3 separate regions of the Mus musculus genome follow, and all the other regions are linked to region 1. The links are chromatin loops, found by intact Hi-C in ENCODE. Cell type or tissue: left cerebral cortex. All regions are shown on one strand.

What was found. Peaks named below come from ENCODE experiments on the same cell type or tissue, not always from the same donor. Only the 100,000 strongest peaks of a DNase experiment are listed, where the experiment ranks them.
Region 2: it touches region 1 in a loop (9-fold over the local background); 6 of 42 quality-filtered maps call a loop at or near these places.
Region 3: it touches region 1 in a loop (2.4-fold over the local background); 2 of 42 quality-filtered maps call a loop at or near these places.

The regions. Positions count from the first base shown.
Region 1 is chr12:97,215,566-97,223,565 of GRCm38, reverse strand. No RefSeq gene overlaps it. Among named protein-coding and RNA genes, the nearest start is that of Gm40552, 23 kb to the left of the region's middle. In left cerebral cortex, a CTCF peak has its summit at 4,819 (motif pointing right); DNase peaks (open chromatin) are centred at 4,977 and 5,730; H3K4me3 peaks cover 240 bases; H3K27ac peaks cover 1,490 bases.
Region 2 is chr12:95,691,167-95,699,166 of GRCm38, reverse strand. Flrt2 (fibronectin leucine rich transmembrane protein 2) reads right to left here and starts at 6,941. Exons shown (of 2, transcript NM_201518.4): 1 at 6,552-6,941. In left cerebral cortex, CTCF peaks have their summits at 391, 3,266 (motif pointing right), 3,466 and 4,877; DNase peaks (open chromatin) are centred at 5,217, 5,781, 6,101, 6,972 and 12 more places; H3K4me3 peaks cover 8,000 bases; H3K27ac peaks cover 7,810 bases.
Region 3 is chr12:97,971,040-97,979,039 of GRCm38, reverse strand. No RefSeq gene overlaps it. Among named protein-coding and RNA genes, the nearest start is that of Gm35326, 100 kb to the right of the region's middle. In left cerebral cortex, a CTCF peak has its summit at 4,697 (motif pointing right); a DNase peak (open chromatin) is centred at 4,741.

The DNA of each region.
Region 1 (8,000 bases):
TGTTCATCCTTCTTGCCTCACTGGGTGTATTTTCATCCCTCTGCATAGCAGCATTTCACTCAGTATTTGTAATTGCCACTTTCAGCACAGATACCTTTCCTAATAGGTTTGTTGTTTTAAAAAGGAGAAATTGAATAATTTTCTCATAACCCGACGATAAGTGGCCGATGTCACAATTAAAACTTTCTGGCATTTCCAAAGGTCATTATGCAGTGAACACTAAAATATTGATGAAATAAATTGAAGAAGGTACACATTAAAAGGCAACCTTGCTAATATCACTAATATATATGTACTATCTGAATTTTTCTACATATTAGATACAATTTTTATTCAAATGTCACTGACTTTTATTTACAGAGATGAAAAACAAATTTAAACATCATGTGGTATCATAAAAGAGATCAATAAGAGATACTACGAAAAATAGAACTAGAGAACTTGATTTATTTTATTTAAAAATCTATAAAACCCACAGCAATCAATGCATCATGCTATTTGGATAAACATGCAAATAGAAAAATTTATGTCCATGCATGAATATTTGCATATTCACAAGAACACCTACAGATACCTATATGCACTGAAGCAAATATACACACACAATAAACACATACATAATCTTACACACACATGCATATTTGATCAAATACACTTATATACATGCACATATACATATGCAAAGATACACATATCCATAGCTGTACACATTCATGAAAAAATAGACATTCCAAAAAACATACACCAATGCATATATACATAGAAATACATAGGCACATACATATACAAACACACATATAAATACATAAATATAAAAGATGCAATATCAGAGGTACACATACATGTATAAATATACAAACATAAATGTACACACATGTAAACACATATACACACAATCATATACACATATAAATATGAATGTGAACACACAAGCATGCATACACATACACATTAAGGTACATACATAAATGCACAGTCACACACGGTCACATATGCTTACATAAAAAAACATACATATGCATTTAGGCACAAATAAGAACATGTCTTCAATAAACGCATATACATAGATGCATACACATGCATTTATATGTAAATACTCAACTAGGTACAACAGACTCATAAAGAAACTCGCATAGTTTCACATGCACACACATAAGTTATATATGAACAAGAATACATACAGATACACAAAATACATATGTACACATATATCCACATATAGACACACTTCCTCAGGCACGAACACACACATGTATATGTACCTATAGGCACCTATAGTCACAGCATATATACTGCCATTCATATGAATAAACATGCTCACATGTGGGCAAGCAGATAAATGCACTCAAAGAAACACACATATAAACACCCAAAACAACACAGGCACACAGGCACACAAGTACAAACAAGCATCCAAGCACAAATTCTCATGTAATATGCATAAATTTATCACAGTACAGTATATAAACACTTACACACATAAGTATGCATACACCTGAATATACATACAAGTTCACATAAATGCATACACATATACCCTCTACAGGCAGAATTGTACACAAATTGACAAATAAATATAAGTTCACATACACATGTAAAGATCTGCACATAAAAGCAAGAATATAGACACACACACCATTGTTTCTCAATTTCACATATACACATACATACATACATAGTCACGTACATACATACATACATACATACATACATACATACATAACATACTGGCAGACTAATACATGTATATTCAAACATATATTCATATATATATATATATATATGTTCAAAATCTCACAGGATACACATGCATACACACATTTACACTAATAAAAACAGCCCACTCAATTGAATAAAGTGTAAATCTCAGAGATAATCTACTATTTATTAGACAACTGATCTTATATCCTCATGATGCAGAAGAATGAATTTTTACCCTACTCTCTCATCATGTACAAAAGCCATTGTACAATACATTAATCAACCTTATGTCAAGATGGAAAACTACAAACTTACTGTGAAAACATGTAGAACAAAAGTAACTTTGATATTAGTTTTGGCATTCATTCAGTGAACTTGAAACAGAGACAAGCAAGTGAAAAAGGCAAATATAGTGGCTTCTAATTAAAACACTTGTGCACACCAACAGAAAGAATCAGAAGAGTAAATAGTATGTAAACTTGCAGAAGATATTTGAAAGGGCTGACAAGGGGTTGACACCCCAATTGTGTCAGGAACTCACCTCATTTTTAAGAAAACAAGCAATCTGGATGAGATACAGAAAACAATCTGAACAGATATTTCTCTAAAGAACACACAGATATTCAACATTACTAATCAACTGGGTAATACAAATTAAAACCACAATGAGCTATTTGCTAGAGTGATTATTATCCTAAGACAAAAGCTAGCAATTGTTGGCAAGAAGGCAGAGTAAAGGGGAACTTGTACATTGTGGGTGGGAAGGTAAATTGGAAGCTATTTTAGAAAGCATTGAGGCTAAAGCTAATATATGATTAAGCAATTTCACTGTCGTGTTTGTATCTAAAGGAAAGTAAGGCAGAATGCTGAAATTGTGTCTGGGTTCTCATGTGCATTACAGAGTCACATTGATCTACATATGGAGTCTGTCTAAGCATGTGGCAACGAATGCACAGATATAAAAGAACAGAGCACTTCACAGTCTAAGAATTAATTAAATATTTTTATTTTATGAATGTTTTTCCTGCTGTATGTCTGTGTACTGTGCGTGGGCAATGCTCACAGAGGCTAAAATAGAGTGTTCAGGTCCTCTGGAACTGGAGTGATTCTTAGCCACCAGGTGCTGGGTTCACAAAATAAGTTTTCTTGCAGGTCAGCTGGTGTTCTTAACCACTGGACCCTTTCTCTAACACCACTTTTTAGTCTTAATAAAGGGATTGGTGACAATGTGGATGGCTCTTGAAGATTTTTACTTTAAGTGAAATAAGCCAAGTATGTTTGTGTACCATATGTGGGAAGTGCCTACAAACACCTACCCAATACCTGAAGACAGCCAAGGGAATAGAGCCTTGATATTCTTAACCATCCTAAACAAAGACTTCATTGGTGTGGCTATGGATGTGTTCATTAGCATGACTTACTTATGTCAAGTCATTCCAGAATAACACCTTGTACTTCGTCAGTCTGTACAATTTTGAATAATGCTCTGCTATGCTTGCAGGTAGGAACCTAGCATAATTGTCTCCTGAGAGGCTTTCACCAGTAGTTTAGATGCGGGGACCACAGCCAAACATCAGTCTAAGGAGTCTCGTGGAAGAGTGACTGAAAGGAGTGAGTGAGCCAGAGGGGTCAAGGACAATACAGGAAGACCTACAGAGCCAACTACTCTGGACCCATGGGGGAATCACAGAGACTGAACCAACCAAAAAGTATGCAGGGGCTGGACCTAGGCTCCCTACATATTTATAGCCGAAGTGCAGTTTGGTCTGCAGGTGGGTCTCTTTACATTTGGAGCAGGGGGCTGTCTCTGACTCTGTTGCCTGCCTTTGGATCCTGGCCTGCCTGGTCAAACCTCAATGGAGAAGAATGTTCTTGGTCCTGCTGGGACTTGTTTTTCCAGGGCAGGGTGGTACCCAAGGAGCGCTTCCCAAGGGAAAGAGGGTGTAGTGAGGGGAGGTACTTGTGAGGATGGGACTGAGAGGAGAAGAGAGAGGTGGGGTGCTGCAACGGAGGTATAATTTTAAAAAATCCACATTGTCAAGCCTCTCACATCAATTTTTTACTGATTCATTTCATGGATGAATTTCATGTTTTACTGCTCAATTGAGAAAAGAAAGGAATCAAACGATGTAAACATATTTGCACATCTATTGCAAGTGGTGAAGATTTCTTAAGTACGTGGGTGTGCTTCAAAAACCTTTGCAGTGAATTTTGCTCCTTTGCCTTGACATCAGTCTACTTAAGCAGAAATGGATCTAAAAAACAAAAAATAAGCTTGACTTCCTGGAGCAACTATCATTAAATTTCCAACAGAGTGATAATCCTATTAAAACTAACAGATACTCAACCTATTTACTGGATACTAAGTACCTACTGTGTCATGTTACCCTCAGAAAAAGAGAAACAGTATGATTATTACTGACTAATAAATGGCAAAAGCCAGCCTTACAGAGGCTATACATTACCTTTGCATTCTTCTATGCCAGAAGCCACTGCTCTGAGCTAACAGATCTTTTGAACAAGACATTTATGCAACATTTATGTTCAGAGCCCCCTTCTCCAAGTCCCAAATAATTTCTTTGCTGCCAAAACTGTTCACCTAGTGTTTTTAAATAGCATTCATCTCCATTCTTTAATTATTTATTGATTTGGACATATATGCATGTGTTTATACATGTGTATGTATGCATACGTCTATGTGTGTGCCTAAGTGCACACATGGAAGACAGAGGACAAAAATGAAAGAATTGCCTCTTTCCTTCTAGCACGTGGATTCTTGAAATTGAACTTAAATGAGACATAGAAGTAAGCAACTTTACCCCCATAGTCATCTCAATGCTCTACCCAGTGTTTAATGCTTTTTTGTTATTTCTGTTTATTACTGTCTACAACAAAACAAAGTCCCTAATTATATGGCAGATTTGCCATATTGAAATCATCATTTTATTTTACCTATACTCTATATTTTCTGTTTTCTTCAACTTGCACAAGATATAATTCTATTCCTATTTTACTCTTCATATTTAGAAAGGGACAATATCACTGTCTTTCTCAAAGTACAGTGAAAGAGATCACTAATTTGGGATGGCTGCCTAGCTGTTTTAAAAAGTCAGCTAGAAAGAGGAGACCAGTAGATGGCTCTCTAATTCCTGAATTATAAAGGAGTAGAACACTAATACATTTGAGCACTGGTGAACAGATTTGGTTTGATTGCACCGATGACAAGAATAAACTTCATGCAGACTTGCTGAAATGGGACACTTTGTGCTGTTTTGTCATGTAGCTTAAAATGGGAAAGCTATTCTTGACCCTCCTTGTCCTTGACAAGTTGCAAAGATTGTTAAAGAAATCAGCACCAGCAAGGAAGACAATTTGTTCAGCTGTGAATAGAACAATGACTTCATCCGTACATAGCAGCATCTTCCTCGGGATCTAAGATAGTAAGAGAACCAGAACTAATGGGAAATAAATGGACCCAATTGCCATCCTCAGGTAACAGCAAGACACCTTTCACTGTGTGGCATCACACTTTACTGCAAAATATATAGGATGTGCTTGTGTTTGTTAAGATGAATATAGAGTGTGAAAGCTGTAGAAAGATGAGATATAGAAAAAAAGAATAATATTCCAATTTTGTCTTTACAGGATAGCATTGTGGTTTATGTATTTTGAAAATACAATTTGAAAAGGCAAAGAATGTCTTTAAAATATTGACAAAATCCCTTGCTAGCACTCAAAAGAAAGTAAAAGAAAGGAATTTATGTCATCAGCATATGCGTGGATGTGTCTGTATAAACACGATTGTGTATAGTGTACGGCTTCATGACTTGAAGATAATTTCCTCTTGTTCAGAACATGTTACCTCACTCCATCTCATGCCGTATATTCAGCTGCGGTTTTCAGAAGCCAAGTTTTAAAATGTCCTCACCATAAACCTGGCAGAAGATAAATACGTGTCCTGTCAGAACTTACTCTGGTGTTTTGAGACACGGCTCATTGCAGTATCAGTTCTCATAAACAAGACAGGGAGTGCCCCAGATCCCATCCTTAGAGAAGTCTGCATCCTTAGACAGTCTGAGGATAGCTTGTGGTAGGCGGGGATGTGGACTCCACTTAGCCTCAACTTTCACAGTAGCTTCAGGCTGGAGAAGCTTGTGCACACGTGACTTGTATGAAAGCTGTGTTGTACATTTTTTTTGCGTTTATATCTCACAGTCATCTAACAGTTCATAGAAGACACTACCAGTGACTAGGACACAAAGGTTGCTCTCTTGCATGGGTCACGAGCCACAGAAAGATTGGATGTATAAGAGCCGATTGGAATAAACTCTCCTTAAGTGTATCCTTGCAATTTGAAATTCTTGAATGTAACAGATCTCTAGAACAACTGAGTTTGATTTTATGCAGGAGTGTAAGAAAAAAGGAATGGAGATAATTCTTTCCAAGTTGACCCCACCTAGTTAGGACTTCTAATGCTGAGATTTCTAACAAGGGCTACATTAGTCTCCCTCAAGCACTGAAATTACAAGCACACAAAGAAGCCTCTGTGTGCATCAATTTGTCAAATTTGAAATCTGTACCATATAAAAATGAATGTACTTACTATAAATTAAATATTCCATCAGAAAGAAGGAATACTGATGTCGTGGCAGCTGTCATGAGGGCTGAGGCCCTTTGGAGTGAAAGATGTCTCTATTTACATTCTTATGTGCCACAGTTTACCACTGACATCTTCATCAAATAGGTGGATTGATGAGCGTATGCTCTTCTACCTTTAATTATTTCTCCAACAAGGAAGATGGCAAAAAAAAAAATCCACTGAATTTCCTGAACATATGAGGCCCCGTTACTCAAGTCAACTTTCTTTAACTGTCCTATGTTGGATAGATGACAGGCACTTCAACCAAACCAATAATGAATTTTTCTCTTTTTAATTTGGAATAGTTTAACAAAGAAAGGACTAAGGATATAGGAGAAGGATGATAGACTCAGAAACAGCAATGACATCACTCTCTCTTTCTTTTTAATGACATCATCTCTCACTTTCTCTTTTACACAGTATAATACACGGTGTGATATTGGAACGAGCTCTAGTACATTCCATGCTTTTGAAAAATCAATCCTTTTATAAGAATAGGAATACCTAATTGCACACAAACATTTTATATATATACTGATAGCAAAACACAAAGGAGGAGAATTGGGGGTAAAAGAGTAATTCTTTAAAGAGGGAGTTGCCCATGGTGAGAATTGTGAACTTCAAAGAGGGGATAGTTGGCATGGATGGCCATCTTAAGCTTCACCCAAACCTCTGCCTTTCCAGACTTTATAGGTGAAAGGTGGAGATAGCATCTACAGATTTGTGAAATACTGGCACAAAGGGGAAAGAATTTCTATCCATTCTCAGTCCAAAGCATGCACCAAGTGCCTACACCTAGTGTACGAGGTACTAAAGAAACTGCTTTCAAAAATAGATTCCTTTTGCAAGAAAAATTATTTCTTTTTTTACTGTGAATATAAGCCTAAAGTGCAATCTTGGTTCTTCCGTCTGGATTAACCTCACCTTGGAGGAAGAGGGTCAGGGATGAAGCACCTAGTCTCTTTGCCCTTGACCTCGCAGGGGTGATTATGTATTCTCTTAAGTCCAACATAAAAATAGATTGTTGTGGGATTAATGTGTCTTCTCCAAAGTTCAGATGTAACTATAATAACATATTAACAGGTAACTATCACAACATATTAACAGGATCCTCAGAATCACCAGACATGAGCAACACTACTAAAATATTAGAATGAATATCTACCACAAACATTCCTGTCCAAAGAAAAGACAGGGACAAAAATGGAACAGAGACTGAAGGAAAGGCCAGCCAGAGACCACTTCACCTAGGGATCCATCTCATCTGCACACACCAAACTCCCACACTTTTGCTGATACCAAGAAGCACTTGTTGATAGGCGCCTTGTATGGCTGTTCCCTGAGAGGTTCTACTAGTGCTTGACCCTTACAGATGCAGATACAGCTAACCATCGGAAGGACCCCGGGAACCCCAATGGGAGAGTTAGGGGAAGGACTAAAGAAGGATAAGGGGATTACAACTCCATAGAAAGAACAATATCAACTATCTGGACCTCCCAGAGCTCCCAGGGACTAAACCACTAACAAAAATGTATACATGGATGTTCCATGGCTCCAGATATGTATGTATCAGAGGATGGCCTTATCTGACATCAATGGGAGAGGAGGCCCTTGGTCCTGTGGAGGCTTGATGCCACAGCATAGGGGGAGGTCATAGTGG
Region 2 (8,000 bases), 1.5 Mb after region 1:
TCTGGGCCCGTCTCAAGTTTCCCCTATTATGTAAGCACTTAGGGGCAATAAAATTTCACAGACATGCAGCAGCGGTCTTAAGACAACAGTCACCTTGAGTGCACAATTCTTTCAGGCAGTTTACATTGCTTGGATTTAATTTATTTTGATCATATTGTCAGTGCTTTACAGAATAACCATTTAGTAGGACTGACTCGATTCACTGATAACATTTTATTACTGTTATTAAATATCATTAACCATCCTGAACTCTGTATTAGAAAAAAAATGGAATTAGAAAAAAATATGAAATATTCAGAAAGATCTATGGAGCTGGTAGGTCCCCAGGCACACATCATCTGTCTGCAGATCCTGATGAGAAGAAAGAAAAACAATGAGTGTTCACTTCTCACAGATAGAGGTCACTAATGGACTGAATTTGAATCAGTGTGGCAGAAACCACAAAGTTATTAAAGCAATCCAGTGGAAAGAAATGAACTTGAATTAAAATTAAAGATACCAAAAGGTGATTAGCCAGAAAGAACGCATGACCCAAACAGAAAGAAAGCTCTTCACCTTGACTTACTGGAATGTTCTAAAGAGAGAGCCAAGGTCTCTGAGCACCAGTCTCTGAGCACCAGTCTCTGGAGCACCCTCACTCTTTCCTTGCATGCATTTATTTAGAACCCTGGGCACTGCTGATCCTAGGAGCAAACATTCGTCCTTAGAAAAGTGTAGCACTGAAGGCTCAAACTAGATGAGATGCTCCAGCGGGGCCTCTACAGAATAAGACTTCTGGATGTGGCCATCCTTAAAACCACAGCCTCACACTGGGGAACTGAATCACCGATTTAGGAAGGTTGGTTTAAATCCTAAGTCAAGCTATCTAGCAGGCCAGAATAAAGGTAAAGGACATCAGAGGAGGTTCAAATGAGAACCATGCGTTCACACTCAGATATGATCACTTCAACCCAGACCCTGCACACAGAAAGAAACGGGACAGACTCCTCTAAGGACTCCAGAGAAGGCCAGCATGACATCTTTTGGAACCTAATTTATTTTCCTGAAAGCAACCCCAGAGAACTTGCAGTGAAACCTCCTAAGTATTAAGATATGGGCCCCTTTACAAAACAAAACAACAACACGAACAAAATGAAAAAAAAACTAGCATTCCTTCTGTGCAAGGTATGTAATCGTGTTCTATAATAGCATATGAGGTTCTGCTAGAGCACAGCGGGTCCAGTTCTCTGTACAGTTCCATGGCCCTACTATCAGACACATAGGATAGCGATTGAAATCACATCTCTCAACGTCTGTCCTTCTGCCACAGATATTTACAACTTCACATGAGCGTGGGGCGCCGCACTGTCAACAGTCATTAGTAAAGACCCTGAAACGGTTAGATCCTATCTTGCTTTGATTACTTCTCAGGCTTCACAAAAAAATACAGATGAGGAGAGAAAAGTTGTCCACATTCAGCGGCAATAACACACCATAAGAATGGGCAACTTTTCTGGGTGTGCACATTCCCCAAAGATGAATTCTCCTCTAATATGGTGGCCAGCCGGCTACATGCATCTGGCAAATATCCTTGCAGATAAGACACAATCCAGTTCTAACATTTCAGATCCCTTCCTAGAATTTTATATTCATTCAGCAACAATCACACAGTGCTTGTATAAATGCCAACCCTGCATTCTATTTACCTTAGAATGTTTGGGGGGAGGGGGTGGATACTTCTTGGCAGATTTAATAAGGTCATGCCAGGTAGAACTAAGACAGAATCCCACTCCGGTATGGAAGGCATCCTTCATATTAGCTTTGGGCTGGGGGGAGTTAGACATAATAAATTTAGCAATAATCCTGTAAGCTAGTGGACATGCTCTAAGGGTCCTGGAACCCGGCGTGATTAAGTAGACTCCCGGCTGAATGGGGGAGCAATGGCTCCCATTTAGAAGAGGTTTTGCACAGCAGACACAGCATGTAAAGAAATCTGATCAGCACTTTGCACTCCTGTAGGAGCATTTACAGGGATTTGCGCCTTGCGCTTGCTTGATTAGTTTACTGTTAGCTTTATAGGAGATTCCCTCTATTAGAACTAATCAGAAGCTCTCAGAGAGATGATTTTCATTCAGGGAAAGTACTAAGAGTTTCCAGGAGAATTAATAGTGATCATCATAATAAAGATGAGAGCAGGGCCCCAAGAGATGTGTCAAAACTCTATAGGGCCTTACGGGGGAGTGGGGGGTGATGGTAGTGCTGAATCCGCTTTGCCCTGGGAGTGAGCAGTAGCTATTTTATTAGCTGAAAACCATAGGGCTGCTGTTCAGAATGTGTGAGCCTCTTCCCTCTGGTACCCTAGCCTCCTTGCACACATGAGGCCATTCTCACTTCCCCCACATCACTGAGCATCAGGCCAAAAGGGGGGAAGGGGCTGCTGTCTACAACATCAGTAACCTCAGGCAGCACTATGGACATATCCAGATCCCCTCTCCCCCTACTCATTCCGCTACCATACTCACACAGAGTAATTTTAAACTACCAATGGCTAGCACGTTTTATTTTGCCCTTCAGTGAAAATGTGAATTTTATCGTTCATGCTTTCATGACACAAGAAGGTTAAAGAAAGTAGGGAAGACTCCGAGGATGTGGATGCAGGGAAAGACAATTTTCCACTTTGCTTCCCTTCTCCAAATCAGAGATCCAGGGAGAGCTCAGAGAAGCGGGCAAGGGGCAAGGTAGAGTGAGCTTCTTTTCCGAAATAAAACTGAGGGTTGGGGGGAGGATGGAGGTGACTGAAATCCGTCAAGCTCCTCTCTGGATTCAAGCGCAGTTAAAAGTCCCTGGCTACACATTCCAAATTTCCAAACTATACAAAATCAGACACCAGCTGGGGCCCACGGTTCTCCTGAACTCCTGGGGGAGAAGGGGGTCGACTCTCGCACAGCTGCCTATCTGGCAAGAAGAAACACCAAGACACCCACCTCCTCCCCCCCCCCACTTCCCCCACCCCCCCACCCCGCCGCCGCCGCCACACACTCACACTCCCACACCCAGCTAACAGGACTGTTCAACTGCCTGCGCTGGATACCCATCCCCGGGACCTTGAACTTGGCCTCGGTCTTACTTTGAGTCAAATGTAGCTAAAACTCTGCTCTCCGAGGAAAGGAAGCCCAGAGTGGGAGACACGGTTAAGGCTGCGCGTTTACCTGCTAAGGATTTTCAGGTCTCCTTCCAGCCCCGCTGGTAATTCCTCTCAGCACAGCGCCCTCCTCCCCAAGATCCAAACTTTTGCTAGGTCCTCCAGGTGGCGGCGGCGGTGGCTGGAACCGAGCTCGGTCTCCCGCTGCGTCGGAGCCCCGGGAGGCAAAGGCTGGAGCTTCAGAGCGGTGCGCGCCCCCCGGCAGCCTGCCGGCGCCCCAGCTCCCTGCTCGCCTCGCTTGCTGTCGCCTACGTCCCCTACGGAGCCGCGGCATCCTCTTCCCCCGTCCTCCGACACCTCCGCCTCCAGGGGTCGGGCATGCCACTTTCTCTAGGCTCGGTCTGCTGCCGCAGCTCCGGTCTTCCCTCCTCAGTCTCACCCTCTCCGCCTGGCGCCCCGACAAAAGTAGGGCGATCTAAGAGGGCGGTGAAGAGCGTCCGAGCGAGTCCCGGACTGCCGAGAGACCCAGGGCTACGCGGGTCGGTTTGGGGAACCAGCTCGGTCGCAGAGAAGGCGCGGACCACGCGCAGCCGGGCGTGCAGTTCGGGCTGCGCGGGGGCGGGCGCGCGGCTGACTCCAAGTGCAGCGTCTGCGGGGCGCGGGGCTGGAGGCTGCTCCAGCCACACTGCAGCCTTGATCCGACCGGGTCAGCTAATGTAGGCTGGGAGCGAGGTCTCCACCCCCACCCTCACCTGACACCCCCTCCCTCTTGGGAAATGTTTACTGTAATGAATTCGCGGAGTCGGCTGGGCTCCTCGGGCGCCCCTCCTCTCCCTCGGTCCCTCGTGTTCTGGCGCGCTCCCCTCTTGGAGCCCTCTTTCTCAGCTCCCCTCCTCCCCTCCCACCCTTGCGGAGTCCCTCCCACTTCTCTGGTTTAAAGAATGCTTGGGAGGAGCCGCAGCAACTCTAAGCTTTCCAAGAGAAGTCAGATGGGGCTTTTAACCCTGTCCTCCCTGGAGAGAGTTAAGTGCACCCCGCTTTGCCAGGGATGCCAACTTGACCCAGCGCTGCTCCTCTCCCTCTCTCTAAGCTTCCTCAAGCGTCCTCCCTACACACCCGGAGCTTCTCTGAAAGATGAAAAATCCTTTCTCTAGTCCTCTGGATGTATGTCTACACCAGAGGAGCTATTAGACTCAGAAATGATCGAAACGTAACATGAGAGGGTAAAAATATAGCAAGTCTCTCAAACCAAAATGGCGTTATTTCACTCGCCGGCAACATTGGGGATGTGCTGCACCCCCAGTCTATCAAAGGTCCACTCAGCAAGCTTTCTTCCATAAACTTTAACTGTAGAAATTAGAGTGTGGCATCATATTTAGACACATCTACTTTCCCCCATTACCCTGCCTGCTCCTGGAAAGAGAGATGTTCCGTAGATGAGTTGTCTCCATAAATTACAATAGACAACTGACAATGACCGCTTCAAAGACTAACCAGCTCTACAGTTAGGACGTCCAATTGATACAGCTTTCTCACTTGCGAGTCTCTTTGCAAAGGTTAAAGGGTAATCTAAGAAATGGGAGACATGACTCTTTATTTGATCCACCCCCACCCCCTTTTGGCAAGGGGATGGTGGCCTGGTTTGCTCCCCCATTCATTGCTGTCCCCGTGTCTCCAGCAAGTTGTGGTCCTGTTTTAACTAGTCTGGAGACCGGCGGAATACTAACAGAAGGGGGAGGGGGAGCAAGCCGTCGCCTAGCGTTAGGCTGTAGAGGCGCACCGTGGGTAGGGCCCCGGGAAAAGCGATTTACAACTTGAAAGCTGGCCTGGACCAACTCCCTAGAGATGTCCTCTGCTCCGGGGGCTGAGAACTTTGGCAGGGGCGTTGGCTATAACGCGCTGGAGATGGTTTCCGGAGGAACCCCCGAGCGAGACCGCACTCCTTGTCCTCAGTTCAAAGTCTGAGTCACTTGGCAGCACTTCCCCAATTGTTTTTATTTCCTTGCAGTGCTGTTGTGTCTGCTACCTTCATGGATTTGAGCTCTTAAACCCTGGTAAGGCGACTTGGAGAAACGCCCGATTTGTCTCCCAAGCCACACAGGGATCCACCCAAACCCGCCGCGACTCGGGCATTCTCTCACATTGGCACACACCACTGGGGTTCAAGAGAGCTTGCCACCCTTCCCCGTGCTTTATATATACAAAGGAGGCTAGAAAACACATAGACATACCCTCGTCTGTCTTTTCTCCAAACTCAAAGTGTAACCTACAAATAACCAGGAGAGAATGGAGCTCCAATGGAGACTTTAATTTGAGAACAGATAGTGAGAGTCATCTTGGAAGCTTCCGAAGTAAAGTGCCAAGATAAGAGTGGTGATGTTGATAGCCTTCAGGAACAACTGCCCCTGGTCGCCCAAGGCGCCTGGCAGGCCACATGATTTATCCAAATAGCAAGTGTGGGACCAGCCCTTCCAAGACAGACTTAGCTAGCTGGGCTTCTTAATCATGGAAGAGATTACAAGAAAAAGTGACCACACTAGCTCTCAAAACTCCAGTAAGAGCCCTGGGCTGTTCAGCTCAGAGGAGGGCTTTTTCCAGGAGGCCAGAGTCTAGTGGAGGCTCTAGGGCAGCTGGATAGGTCCGTCCCCCTTACTACTCTGGGTATCTGCATTCAGCGCCTGAGGGCATAGAAGGACCTATCTCCGCAGCCCAGGCACTGGACGCAGGGAAAGTGGACTCCCCAGTATCGGGATCTCCTGGGGACTTTTCCATCCCTGACCAGTAAGGAAAGCACAATTACACCAGCTATGGAACTACCAGTTCTGGTGCAACAGCAGGGCAGGAAAGGTCCTTGGCTTGTAAAAATCACGAGCGATTGGAAAGAAAACGAACTAGCATCCCCAATTTAGTGGGGAATTGATCCCGGATTTCGGGCATAGGGCAGGTAGGGGCTTGAGATACTGAGGCTTGATAATAACACTTCTTGCATTCAACCCAGATGGGTATGGAGGGTTGTTACTTACCGGACTTAAGAGAAGCATTCTAAGGAAATGAAAGGCTGTTCTAAGCTTAGGGGATTTGGAAAACTCCATTTAGGATCGATGCTTTTGGCAGGTAGCAAATGAGCGATTTTACCCACAACTCGGTTACAAAACTCCCTAGAGGACTTGGAATCGACTTGAATGTAGAAGGCGCAGCCCCCCCCCCCCCCACACACACACACACATACACACCGGGTCCCCAAGTAGTCGGGGTAGATAGAAAAAGAATCCCATTTTCTTTGCGGATAAAAAGACAAAACATAGAACACCCACCTAGTGACCACCCACCACTTGTTCAAAAGGGAGTGGGGGTCCAAATAATGTGGTGGCCATGTAAAGAAAGCTAGGGCAGTCACTAGAAATTTCACCTGGCACAGCAATCCTTTTACCTGGCAGCCTTGTCTCCTTAGCTCATCCGAATCCAACCGGGTCCGGGAGGTGGAAAGGGAAGAAGCTAGAGCGGCAGTAGAGGGACTCCCCGGGCATGGTATTGTTTTAGGGGTCGCCGCCGAGGTCCCTCCTGCCCATCGTTGAGAACTGCCAGTCTGGTCCTGAGGTTCAGTGGACGCGGTGACCGGTTCTGCGCTGCTGCCTCCACGTTCTGGAAACTTGGGACAGAGGACCAGATAAGAGCGCACCTGGAAGCAGAGAGAGAAAGAGCTCTCTGCGTGTTTGAGAAGCACTGCCCTTGGTGTTATCTCCCAGCGCACATTCCTTGGTGGTGACAATGGATGACGCCAAACTCACAAGTGATGGCGACTGCTTTCAAATGTACAACTAACTGCAAGGTACCCGGCAAGACAGAAAGCTTTGCTCACCTCCCACTCCTTTCCCTCCCATCGAGGAGGGAACTGGCTTAACCCTGTGTTCACCCTACACTCCGGATAGAAGCTAGATTGCGCTGAGAAACCACAGACGCTGGCTTTCCGGGCAAAAGCTTTGTTCACGTGCAGTTCCAGTGGGCGTGTGGCTGTCTAGGGGCACTTGGGTGGCAAGGTGCCAGTGGCGCGCTTTCCGAGAGAGACTCGGAGATGGGAAGGAACCTAACGTTTCATCCGGACCAGACCCAGCCCTCACAATCTATTTTTTTTTTAACCTCCAGTTACCGGATTTATTGAAGTTGCCAGCAAAGTTGGCTTTTATTCCTTTACTTCTGTGTCCCCCGCCTCTCATATAATTTCCTTGCCCAGCTGCGCTTTGAAGACTTAGAAATCTCTGATCAAGCTCTAACTCTTAACAGAGTTTCAAGTGCAGTGCGAGAGGAATGGAGAAGGGGACCCACCCACTCCTGCCAAATTTAAATGAAACCGCAAGGAGAGTGGCCTCCCTCCTACCCATCAGAAGCTGGTGTCAACTAAATGACATCAGTTAAATAAGAAAGAGTAAAACACCTGAAGACCGGGTGGAAAAGAGACAAGAACGAAGTTGGTATGTGATTGGGTAAACGAGCCTAAAGAGAAAGGCATGAGTGGAATAAACATAGAGAGGGGGAAAAAAGAATACAAATGCAAAAATTAAAAATAGGGGAGCAGGGCTTGATATATATCAGGTTAGTTTTAAGGGCGATTTGACTAACAATGTCTCCTCAGCTCCCTTGGAACAGGTTAATTATATAATGAACAAATTCCGGCTTGGGTTTAGTGAACAGCTTTGCCTATACATTCAGAACTTCCAGAAAGTTAATTGAATAAGCAGAGAACCCGTCTTGTTGACCCAGAAAAGAAACTCAGGCCTGAGAAAACTGTTCTCTTCTGCTGTAGCTTTCTCTGTCAAATGAGCCCAGACACTGTGATCTGAGCACAAACGTACAACTGTTTTTCTCAGGCTCTATTCTTCAG
Region 3 (8,000 bases), 760 kb before region 1:
ACGGATTGCATAACTATGCTAACTCAAAACAACACAGTCAGCAAGGACTTTGGAGAAAAGGCACTGCTCAAAACCCTCCTCTCCTTTAGCTTGACATTTTCTTGATCAGACACATCATGGTGGGATCTCGGATCGAATATATCACAGGAAGAATTTGGCCCTACCAGCTGGAATGGGGAGAAGGGGGGAGCTGGCATCTGCAGTATCTGCCAGTGATTATTCAAGGTATGGCAGGAACAGAGCTTTCTGTACACAAGCCAAATGAAATTATTAAGGTTAACCTTCTCACTCAGCACTTAATAGGTAATCAATTTTCACTCCCAACAGTGGAGGGTAAAAATCAAGGTGGGGATGATAATGCTGCCTGCTTACATTTGTGACGGGCTGTTGAGTGTGCCAAATGATTTTGCATGTATTATTTCATTTAGTTTTTGCAGCAACATAAAATTGGCGGAGCGCACACGCGTGCCTGCCATGCATTAATTCCGCACCACTTATTTAACAAGTATTTTGGATCTGTCTACCATCCACCAGACTGTGTGGTAAGCTTTGGGGCTAGAGTGGTGGGAAAACAGACAAACGTCTAGTATCTTGTTCTGAGTAAGGTGGAGAGGAAGACATTGTTATGTGAACCCAAGGTCATAGGAAAAAAAGCTGTTTGAAACCAAGGAATTTTGTTCCAACCTTGATCCCTGGCCACAGGGCTATTGTATGTGGGGATTATTTTCCTTTGTTATATTCAGCTGTAACACAAAGCTCCTCTCTCAGTGGTCTAGGGAACACAGCAGATCTGCTGCGGTTCTCCTTAGGGTTCATTTAATCTTACCCTGGGTGGTTTTTATTATCGTTTGGAGAGCCCTGTAACTCTCTCCACAGAAGTTTATTGTGGTAATACCAGTAGCACCCTGTATGCTTATAGACATCACAAAGGTATGCTGTTCGGAACACTGTTCTGAGAACTATAGCTTTCTTCCCCTGATGTCAGGAAGCAGTGGGCAAATCCCCATTGTCTGCACATCTTTTTTAAAAAAACACTTCTCAAATACCTCTCAACATTTCAATTTCAATGAAAGTTTTATCCCATTCTGTTTTCACCATGCCTTTCAATGTTCCAGCCATCTCTTCTCTCTCAGGCTTGGGGATTTTTACACAAATGCCAGAATATCTAATGATATGTGGTACATCTTGCCTCTGCACAGCGGCCAACAACAGTGGATTGTACTTATTTCTGAATGGCAAAAGGAGTGTAAGAAAATGACTGAAAAAAAATAGCCACACATTATTATATCAAAGTAGTTTAATGACACCGTAGAGGAACCAAATCAGGGCATTTCCTGGGAGCAACAGTCCAGTTACTGATTGGAATTTATGCCTACGGCAAGGAGAACAAATGCAGACAGTCTGGAATATCAGCTCTGGCCAGCTGCTGGTTTTTTTTTTTTTTTTTTTTTTTTTTTTTTTCTCACAGTTGCCTGGGCATCACTTAAAACATCAGGATCAACACTACAGAACTCCTCAAGAGCAGGGTTAATGTAGGAATTAGAGAACAAATTCAAAGTGATTCATGCCATGGAAGGCTGCTGTATGGCTTGAACGTAATGAGAAAAGAAAATGGGTGTAGGTTTTCCAACCAATTATTCAATGAGAAAGACCCAGAACATAGAATGAAATAAAATGAGTCACAGGAAACTTTACCTGGACATTCTCTGGAGTCCTTTCTCACAAGTGAAAACTTGTAGCCTTTGTGATTATTTCCTTTTTCAGAGAAGGAAGGTCATGTGTGCAAAAGTGTATTAAGAGAAACAAACAATATGATTTGAGGTGCACATTGCTAGATCTCACAGGCCTATGGGAACATTTGGAGACACATCATGATTAATGATATACTAATTGATTTTTTCCAAGAAAGGATCTCCCTAGTTAGTTCTTTATCCTAGAACTTCTTTTTTTAAAAAATTTTTTATTACGTATTTTCCTCAATTACATTTCCAATGCTATTCCAAAAGTCCCCCATACCCTACCCCCCACTCCCCTACCCACCCATTCCTACTTTTTGGCCCTGGCGTTCCCCTGTATTGGGGCATATAAAGTTTGCAAGTCCAATGGGCCTCTCTTTCCAGTGATGGCCGACTAAGCCATCTTTTGATACATATGCAGCTAGAGTAAAGAGCTCCAGGGTACTGGTTAGTTCATAATGTTGTTGCACCTACAGGGTTGCAGATCTCTTTAGTTCCTTGGATACTTTCTCTAGCTCCTCCATTGGGGGCCCTGTGATCCATCCAATAGCTGACTGTGAGCATCCACTTATGTGTTTGCTAGGCCCCGGCCTAGTCTCACAAGAGACAGCTATATCAGGGTCCTTTCAGCAAACGCTTGCTAGTGTAGCAATGGTGTCATCGTTTTGAGGCTAATTATGGGATGGATCCCTGGATATGGCAGTCTCTAGATGGACCATCCTTTCGTCTCAGCTCCAAACTTTGTCTCTGTAACTCCTTCATTCCGGAGTTATATAGACTAGGCTGACCATGTATTCACAGAATCCCCCCAGTTACTGCTTCCCAAGTGCTGAACTAAAAGCATGTTCCACTACACTGAGATATTTGTAAGGGCATTTCTTCCTCAAATGTTAGACTCCAAGTGTCCTCCTCTTCCTCAGGCGTTCAGTTAGCTTATCTGAGATTCATCATTGAACATATGTTGTTCCTGAATACCCCTGACATAAATGTCTATGTTCTCAGTGTCTCCACTTGGTTATCAAGAAGACATCTGATATGTTGTGCGTGAGAATGGGCTTCTAGTATCTACATGCTCCCATTCCTGAAATGAACACACACACACACACACACACACACTGGTTGAGGGAGAAAGAGCTGTTCCTCTTGTTGCTCTCATGATCAGCTACAATTTTAAGTCATACAGATGAAAACCATCAGAGACATATTTGACTCCTTTCCTTTCTTTCCACTCCACGTTTGGTAGGATCCGTAAACTTTTGCTGTCTCCTCAAAAGACATGCCAGCAATCCTTACTGTATCATTTCTCTCCTAGAGGGCTGTGCTAGTCACCTTTATCTCTGGAACAGATCTTGGCAATAGCTTCTTTACCACCCTTATTCTGCCCACCTCCCTCTCTATTCTGTATTCTCAACCCAGTAGTTCAAGGTCCTGTCAGCATGTCAATTAAAGCTGAGACTGATGAAGCCCTATAATTCCAAGCTACCCAGAGACTGAAACAGGAGGGTCAGAAGCCATCATCTGACTGTCCTACCGAGTGAGTTCAGAGCAAGACATGCTCTATCTGAACACATTTAAGTTGAAAACCTGTTAGAAAGATCAAGGAAGGTAACTATATAGTGTTAAGTGGACAAATCCAATCATAGACATAACAAGCATAGAGGAACCCAGTCTTGGAGCATTCAGTTTACATAAAGCAATAATTTTATTCAAGGCTCACTATGTCAATGAATCCCTCTAAATAACCACCTTGACTCACATGCAAATACTATCTGTCTTTCTTCCTTGGTTTATTTTTTTATTCAAATGGATGACATGATACTTTTGTTAGAATAGAAGTTCTGCGGAGACAAGCTCTCGTGTGTGTGTACATTTGTATGTATGTATACACACATGTGTATGTGGTTATTTATGTAGGTGTATGCAGGTGTGTGTATTTATATGTATGTGCACGTATGTTTGTAAGTATATTTGTGTGTGTGCGTATATGTGTGTGTGAGAGAGAGAGAAAGGGAGAGAGAGACAGAGTCAGAGAGACAGAGACATAAAGAGACAGAAAGGGCAGAAAGGGCAGAAAGGGAGGGAGAGAGAGAGAGGTGAGGGAGAGAGAGAGAGAGAGAGAGAGAGAGAGAGAGAGAGAGAAAGAGAGAGAGAGAGAGATGAGTTAGCTCACTGCCTGCTGTATCATTGGCTTTCAATGTGTAGTTGCTAAGTGGTTGAGGGGATTAATGTCTCTTTTAATAGATCTCTACATTCTTCTTCTCCTTACTCATGCTAATATTGAGCCCCTGCTTCTCCAACTTGTACAAAATGCCAGTTATGACAGTCTTCTGCTAGTGATTACTCTTTGCCTGCTGAATTGCCAACAAAGCTGGAAGCCCTGTGTCTGAATGGACTGGATTGTGGAGTCCCTTAGCCGTGCATAGGCCATAAGCCCTGGCTTATGCTGACTTCTTCAGAGGGTTTTCTAAAGAGCTTCTTCAATGGTGGGATTTATCTTCCTGCTCTTCTCAATGGATTAAAAACCAGCTCGGAGCCAGGTCAGGAGGGTAAGGTATAAATACCCTCCAGTCCCCTTTATTCTTTGGGGCACCTGAGCCAAAAATCTTTTTCTCTATGGGAAGGAATAAAGTGAAGCTTTCAGGTCTTTGAGTCAAAGTACAAACTACACAGAGAGGTCTATATTCTCAAGTGTCAGAGAGTCTACATCGGGGTTCTATTGGGTCATTCTGAGAGTGATTACTGGACCAGCCAGATAGGATGGAAAAGGATAGACCAGAGTGTGGTTGGTGTGGCAGAGGTTCAGTGAAGAATTTGTTTCTACTACTTGGAAAGGGAGTAGGCCTTCCTTTCAGACTTTCCTTTAGAGCATCCTGGCTTGTCAGGGAAAGGCTGTTTTCGAAGCATTTCTTCCTTTTTATTTTTCACCATTCCTCCTTTTCTCTGTTCCTTTCTCCTCTCATCAGAAGATGGCAGCAGAGATCGCTGTCTTCTGCAGCTCCAGACCGTGGCTCCTGCATCTACCATCTGTCCAGCAGGACACAAATGCTCCCCAGTGAATAAACGCAGGGTAAAGTCCTTTCCAGAAACATATCGATTTCATCTGCGGAAAATAAATTCGCAAACTACCGTTGCATTCGTTAGTTCATTCTGGACAGAGCGATATAGGAGTTGTGTAAAACTCAACTCCCAATAGTGGCCATCCTTGAGGCTGTCCCTTTCATAGGAACTTAACTTATCAGTCCTCTGTGCAGAAAGGCCAGGTAGCCTGTGGAGTCTTCCTTTCAACCCCATGCAAATCCACACAGTCAAAAGGCCTGCAAAGCCTGCATGGGCTCTGCTCCCATCTTTCAGTTGCTTTATTTATCTCTGCCTTTCTACCTTGTTTGGTGTTCTGGTTCTGAAGCTAAGGAATGCACTCGCCTACCCATGCCCCAACTTTATCATTTGTATCTGTTTGGGAAGATAGATAATCTTGGACCTATTATTTTCTCTAACATGTAAGGAAATAGATTCATTGTAAATTTTTGTTTGTTTCTCCTCTGTCCTTCCATTTTCAAGTGTATTTTTAAAAGGCATTCAAATGATGCAAAATAGCGTGATATTTTCTAAGAAGCTCTCATGACAAGGTAATGGAAATTTAAATTATTATTTTCTTATTAGTATAACTTCAGTTTCAGCAAAATACCTGATAGAAATTGGTTTTAAAAGTCAGAGTCAGACCACAAGGGGAGGTTTTAAGCTTGTCCAGTTGTGACTCCCAGTTACCTCTGTGTTCTAGTCAGCTTCTACCCATTCTTTATCCTTGTATTATAAGAACAAAAGGGTCTCCCTAAAAGTACTTCCTTCCAGGTTGCAATGATCAGGATTGGGTCACATCACCATTCCCAAGTTAACAGCTAGTATTATAGGAGTAGTTCTAATTCTTACTCTACTTCAAGGTGAGTTTTCCTTGCGCACGCTACTGTTACTAGCTGAACAATACTGGGTTTCTTTTAGTAAGCAAAAAGGGTGTGGTGGTTGTTGTACAAGCAATTTGCATGATATGCTAACATCACTCAAAGGTGAGAGGATGTGGCAGTAGGCATCTTGCTCTTTTCTTTGTCTGGAAGGAGAGATGATGAGTGTTACAACACCAGTTGTTTTAGACAACTATACTGTGTGTGTGTGTGTGTGTGTGTGTGTGTTTGTGTGTGTGTGTGTGTGTGTGTGTGTGTGTGTGTGTGTGTGTGTGTGTCTGTGTCTGTGTAGGAGAGTCACTGAACTCCTGGCATAGTCCCAGCACTGGGAACAATATCATGAAAAATGTAATTCCTCTTCCCTGTAAGAATTCCACAAAGTCGAATGAATTAGATAAGGAATACATTATACTGACAAGTAGATAAATTGACACATAATGCATTGTATCAGATCTTTAGGGAGAGTATGCATAGTTGGGTATTTAGCTATACAGGGACTACTTATAAAATAGATGCATGGCATTACTACTACCTTTACTAAGTGAAACATGAGTAAACATGCATGTGCTGATTATGATCAAACAGTAGAGCTGACTGTGCTTAAATAGCTGCTGTCCATTCCCCATCTTTATCTTTCTTCCGTATTGGACAAGGCAAGCTTGGGAACTAATTTTTGTTATTTTGAAGTTCCAGGTTGGAGCTTTCCAATGATAGAGCTTACATTTAGTTCTGTGGCAGTTGCTGTTTAAATATGTAAGGATTTATAGGAACTTAGCACCAAGCCCTAGGGAATAATTCTCTTGGCTGCTGTAAATGTAAAAAGAAAGTAAGAGATCCAAGAAAGGGTTGAGAATACTGGATGTTTTCCAGGGAGCAACTGAAGTACAGGGGGTAGTTCAAGCAGAGTTTACTTGTTGCTTCTCTGTTGCTGTGATAAAATACCATGGGCAAGGCAGTGTTAAGAAGAAAGAATTTACTTGGGCTTATGGTTCTAGCAGAATAAGGTTCGCAGCAGAAAAACAGCAGCAAGCAACAGATGCAGCATAGTTGAGTGCTCATATTTGAACTGCAAACAGGTAGCAGAGACAGCAAACTTGAAATGGCATAAGTCTTTAAACTCTCAAAACCCTCCACCAGTGTTGAATTTCCTCCAGCAGGATCACAACCCCCGAACCTCCCAAAACAGTGCTACCAACTAGGGATCAAGTTTGCAAATGCCACAGCCTATGGGGAAGATTTTCATTCTGACTATTGCACTTGTATGGGCTTCTTTAGTTCTCCAAACAATCTAGCATTTGGGGAAGCTCCTGCCTGTTATGTATAAACTTTTAGTTTCTAGAATATATGCATTATGTTTCCTCTTTCTTTATCTAATTTTGGCATATTTAGAGGTTCATAATATTGTAACTAATGTATCCATGAGCATGCTCTCTCTCTCTCTCTCTCTCTCTCTCTCTCTCTCTCTCTCTCTCTCTCTCTCTCTCTCTCTCTCTCTCCGTGTGTGTGTGTGTGTGTTTGTACAAAATGGTCTAAGGGACATCATTCTTTTAAATTAGAAAGTGGATCCATTATTCCAACGAGAAAATAATACAGTGCTGCAGAGAAAAGTTGTTCTTTTCTCAGTTACTACTCAGTGTTTGCCATGGTGAAAATTCTATATACCTGCTTTGTTGCCTGTGGATTACATAGGTAAAACTGTGTTTTTACTATACTTGGTTTGTTTGTTTGTTTGTTTTACTCCGACAATACTTCATAGGCATCTTTCCAAGTGTGTGCTTACAGACATAGCCTCCTTGTTTTCTTTCAGTATTTTTTGAATGAGGTAATATCGTATATTAAATCATATTTCCCACTATTGGCATTCATGTTACCCCTAATATTTCCTATTACAAGAAGTGTTGCAGCAAATATTCTTAGAACTATTTTCATGCCTACATGAGAATCTAGAGGGGAAATCAATCTTACAAATCGAGTTGTTGGATCAGAAATCTTATACATGTCTCAATGTGGAGCACATTCCAAAACTGAAGAAAATCTTACTTTGATTCACAAAAGTAATTTGAATCTTGCCGACAGCTCCAATTCAATAAATCGGCATGATTTTTAACAAAATGAAAGAAGAGGCTTTTGAACTTGACACCTAACTCTTGGCACCTGTCACCTAATTCTAACTACATTCGGAAGGAGAGTGATTTTGGAGTGGTTTCATTGCAGAAAGGTATTTGCCTTTCCTGGAGGCTAAAGGGGCAAGAACATAGTCATAATAATCTTCCCTTTGCTCTTAGTTCATTCACATTTGAACAGTGGT